Regions from separate parts of the Mus musculus genome. Here region 2 is linked to region 1. Evidence: chromatin loops called from intact Hi-C (ENCODE). Cell type or tissue: left cerebral cortex. All regions are shown on one strand. Region 1 overlaps Dtd2 (D-tyrosyl-tRNA deacylase 2). Region 2 overlaps Heatr5a (HEAT repeat containing 5A).

What was found. A loop is a pair of places that touch in the nucleus more often than their neighbours do. Peaks named below come from ENCODE experiments on the same cell type or tissue, not always from the same donor. Only the 100,000 strongest peaks of a DNase experiment are listed, where the experiment ranks them.
Region 2: a loop joins it to region 1, with 2.9 times the contacts of the local background. A loop is called at or near these places in 16 of 42 quality-filtered maps.

Annotation. Positions count from the first base shown.
Region 1 is chr12:52,000,702-52,003,201 of GRCm38, reverse strand. The region is part of intron 2 of Dtd2 (D-tyrosyl-tRNA deacylase 2); the gene reads left to right. Among named protein-coding and RNA genes, the nearest start is that of Dtd2, 4.6 kb to the left of the region's middle. In left cerebral cortex, a CTCF peak has its summit at 1,422 (motif pointing right); a DNase peak (open chromatin) is centred at 1,435.
Region 2 is chr12:51,951,338-51,953,837 of GRCm38, reverse strand. Heatr5a (HEAT repeat containing 5A) reads left to right here. Exons shown (of 36, transcript NM_177171.4): 7 at 1,194-1,351. Among named protein-coding and RNA genes, the nearest start is that of Heatr5a, 19 kb to the left of the region's middle. In left cerebral cortex, no CTCF peak of the experiment used is centred here; a DNase peak (open chromatin) is centred at 1,309.

The sequences.
Region 1 (2,500 bases):
AACCACAGTAGCATGTACCTGTACCTATAGTTCCAGCTACTCATGAGGCTGAGGCAGGGAATGCCTTGATCCTAGGATTGGATCAGCCTGAACAAGAAAGCAAGGCATGCCACAGAGAAAAAGCAACACAGATGGATAGTCAGAGCTCACAGAAATTAGCCTAGCCAAGAACAGTAATGAAAGTGAAACTCGTGGGCAGATAGCGCATTCATGACGCCTTAGCCAAAAGTCAACTAACAGAGGAAATGTCCCATGCTTATATTCCAAACTTTGCTGACAACTTTGTCAAAGCATGAGAACAATACTTAAGAAAGGACTGTGTGATTGGTAAGGGTGGAAAGCTAGTAACCAATGGTTTGAAATTTGAATCTAGAGGATAATAAGGAGCCTTTGAAGGCTTAAGAAAATGAAATAAAGCCCCTCTGTTAGAGAGGTATTTCTGAGCTCCTGATATTGAGGTGGTCGACATTCTGCTTGTTTTCCTAAATTAGTAATTTACCCTGGTCATCTTTGCTGTCCACAGGAATGTAATAAGACGCTTCAAGTACAAAAGTAAAATGTAGGTCATTTGTAGCCAGGAAGTGGTAGCTCATACCTTTAATCCCAGCACTGGAGAGGCAGAGGCAGGCAGATCTCTGAGTCCAAGGTCAGCCTGGTTTACACAGTAAGTCAGGGATACACAGAGAAACCCTGTCTCAAAAAAAAAAAAAAAAAAAAAAAAAAAACAAAGATTGACTTTGCAAAGCTGTGTGATGGTCTTAATGTCTCAATCATAGTGAGGTAAGATAAACCCATGAAACCCAATCTGCAGTTTGTTTCTTAGTGACTAAGCCTGTGTGCTTCTGTCTTTTTCTCTATGGGGTCACCCTAAATACATGTGTGAATTAAAACACAGGGGACTCTACCTTAAGTCTGTTAATGACTAGTTTAACAAGTTTATCATTCGCAATAAAGGACTTATATGGCTAAGGGCACATTCAGCAGAGTAAAGTACAAGCAAGATAACTGTTTAGTGTTGGGAGGTTAGTTTGTGCGTCCCTCTGTCCAGAAGTGGAAGTAAGAGAAGGAGGCTCTCTTAAAGCCTGCCTTGTACCTGCTCATGGGGTCAGACCTCTCCAGCCAAGCCTATACTTAGGAGTATAATCGGTTATGTCCATGAAGTCTGAAACATCATAGCTAAAACAGAAATGTGTAGAGTCTTCCTCAGTTCATCTTCATTATAATGTACTAAGATCAAGGATCTGTCAAAGCTTGATTTCATGTCTGTGCTATTGGAGGTATTTGATTAATAACCTGTCTTACAATTTTTAAGTTTCTGCCACACTATTGATTATTGTCTCATTTCAATTCAGCTTGCTTCTATTTCTCTTTGTACAGTCTTTACTTGTCCATGTCCGTATGTGAGTTCTCAGTTCCAGCCAGTAGAGGGAGGTATACGAAAGTCTATGAGTATTACTGCTCATTGCCAGTAATCCAGAATTGCTAATTTAGGAGTGTGGGGCCTGGGTAGCTAAATGGTGATTCCATTGGAATGAGGTGTTCTGGAGGCTTCCTGTTTCCGGAGATTAGTGGGTGGGGCTGCTGGCTGATGGTACCTGTTCACAACGGAGAATTACAAAGGTGTTTAAAGAGAAATGTTAGTTAATAAAAAGCAATAGGGCTTTTTGTACCATAGGTTAGGAACCAACTGATTTTTGCCAGGTTAAGTGCATGACTTGTGGAGTAGGAAACCATACCAAGTCTTTACTGATGTTTACTGCAGGACGTGCAGTAACTGAAATCAACCAAACTAGAAAGCATGCCTTTAAAATTAGGAAAATAAAAAAAATCTATGTAGCCATGGCTGAGCTGGAGCTCACAGAGGTCTGTCTGCCTCAACCTGCCGTACTGAGACTATAAGGTTTATAGAATTTCTTTGCTGCTTGTTCTGTTCTTCATAAGAAGAATTCATTTTTCCCTTTGTAGAGGGAGTGGGGACCTGAGTATAGATATAGGCATCTTGGTATACCTTGAAATGGTTAATGTTGAAATAGTCTAGGTTTCTAGGGACACATAGATGTTTATGGTAATTTAGATAAATAGTCTTATTATGCTTATAAAAATATTGCCATGGGGTTTTTGTTTTGGATTTGAGAGGAGTATTTATGTGTATGGCTGTTTTGCCTGTCTGTGTACCATGTGCAAATGTTGCCCAAAGAGGCCATAGAGGGCATCAGGTCGTCTGGTACTGGAGCCAGAGACAGTTGTTAGCTGTCATGTGAATGCTGGGAACCAAATCTCCATCCTCTAGAAGAGTAGTAAGTACTTTTAATATCCAAGTCTTCTCTCCAGCCTTCCATTTACATATATACATATATATGCACATATATATCTACATATACTTACTCATGTACACATACATATCCATATACATAGAAGCTGACAGTATCTTTTGTTTACTTTCTCATCTCTAATAACAGATTTCACCTTTACATTTTCCCAGTAGGCCTTATTTATAAAA
Region 2 (2,500 bases), 49 kb after region 1:
TTGAGAGAGAACAGAAGTGCCACCATGTTAAGACCACATGGGAAACAGTAGCAGAGCTTTAGGTACAGTCTTCTCATTCTCCACAGGAGACCCACAGGCAGCACAGGGAGATTTTCCCCCATGCTTTTTTCCTAGTCTTGTGATTCACTCAGACATTCGTATTTGGAGAGGGTCAAGCAGCCTATGCTGGGAAGAAGACACATATGTGTGCCTGTGTGCTCATGTGTACACACACACACACACACACACACCAGAAAAAAAAATTACATTTAAGAGGTAACAATCTTAAAGTCACCGAAGAAATTTAGATTAGAACAAATTTTTATTCAAACTCTCTTAAAAATATTACACAGATTGTTCTTAGCACTAGAATACAGGTAGAGTAAAGAACACAGTGGACAACTACATTTTAAAAGTGCTTATTGAATTTCCTCGGTTTCCATTGTTATGTCTCCCTTTTCATTTCTGATTTTGTTAATTTGGATACTGTCCCTGTGCCCTCTGTTTAGTCTGGCTAAGGGTTTATCTATCTTGTTGATTTTCTCAAAGAACCAGCTCCTGGTTTTGTTAATTCTTTGTATAGTTCCTTTTGTTTCTATTTGGTTGATTTCAGTCCTGAGTTTATTTCCTGCCATCCATGAAGGCACTTAGGGCTCCTTTTCGCTTGAAGGCTAGGGATTGAACCTACAGCTCTGTGTTCTAGGCAAGCAATATGCCACATAGCTACATCCCCAGCTCTCCCAGGGTTCATCCCGATGGACTATTAAATCGTCTTGTGACTTCTTCTGTGTATTAATATACAGAATACCTGTGAATTTTACATTACATTTGGGTTTTTAGTTTTTCTGTCAATATGCTTGCTTTTGGCAAATAGAGACCATGTATAAATGAGGCTCAGCAGCAGAGCATATACTTAGGTTGGTCAGGTCTCCAGCACAAAAAAAGTAAAAAGATTGTGCATTAAAATTAAGTCTGTACACTGAACCACCACCCAGGCAGCATACACCAGCTGATATGAGGCCCCCAACACATATACAGCAGAGGACTGCCGGGTCTGGGTTCAGTCAGAGAAGATGCACCTAACCCTTGAGAGACTTGGGGTCCCAGGGAGTGGGGGTGGGGGCATTCAAATTCTCTTTAAAAAAATTAAGTCTGTACACTATTAATTGCTGTTTTGTTCTTTGTCATAGCAGGCTCAAAGCAGAGTGCTCGTAGAGTGTCACTGGAGGAAGTTCTGGAACTGCTGGGAGCAGGGTTTCTGCGTGGGAGTTCAGGATTCCTTCGAGCCAGTGGAGATATGCTGAAAGGAAACAGTTCAGTCAGCAGAGACGTTCGAGTCGGAGTTACTCAGGTCCGAGTCAGAACTCAGTCACCCACGTGTAATTCCCACTGGCTCTAGTCAGTTTTAGGATCTGACTCCACAGTGCGAAGTTGCTGATTCTGCTCACGTTTATAAATATCTATGGTGAATCTAAAACAGTTTTAAAACAAGGTTACAAATTAAGAGCCTTTTATAACCCAAAGGTGGTTTTAGTTTTTAGTAATAGGTTTTACTTAGTCCTTTAAAGCAGTCATTTTTTTCTCTCCTGTGCTGTCTGCCATGTTATCTCACGGCTTATCGTGTCTTCCACTGGGATTGTGCGCAACTTAATACCTGCACATATTACTTAATGTGTCAAGATAACGTACGATTTTAACTCCTACAAAAGATCATGGCCTATAACCTGTGTGTTTGCTGTGTAATTGTCTGTCCTAAACACAGGTTTTAAAGCTAAACTCTTGGAAAGGTTTCTTAGCCTACAGCACTACGAAGGCCACACTGCAGCCTTCCCCCACACCAGCTTCTTGCTGGGTATTGTGATTCAGCACAGACTGCTTTAGAAAAGTCCTGAGGGACTGCACTGGACTGGAGATGAAGATCTCTCCTGCCATGTACAAGATCTTTGTCTACATCCTTAAAATTTACCAAGGCCAGCCAAAAAATGAAGTCAGTGCATGCTGAAGACTTTAAGTGAACAATTTAAAATAAATTAAAAATCTCTGCACCCCCAGATGACTCGTGCTGTGTGACTAGATCATGACACGAGTGCTCTCCAGTGTAGCTGTAAACTGTCCCCATGTATTCTGTTTCGTATTGCTTGAGAAGACTGCTTGACTTTGTATCTGGGGTAAGACAAGCTATTAGCATTTGTGGAGATAAAGAGCAGCAACTCATTTCGGGGAACTTCCCTAAAGTGTCTAGAACAGTCCTTTGGAGTCACGGGATAGGAGTGTAGCTCATTAAAGGTGTCCGTGTGTTTGAGTTCAGCTTGCTTGTTCATGAGGGCAAGTACCTGAAAGCTTTTGTTTCCAGAAGCCAGGGACACATTTTACAAGTTATCTGGCACTAGCTCTCTACTGAACATTTGCAGAGCCTGGCCACAGTAGAATAGAGGCACAGCAGAGGTGGGCAGAGGTGGAATCTTCACTGAGAGACTGGAACTCCAGTCTGGCCGCAAAC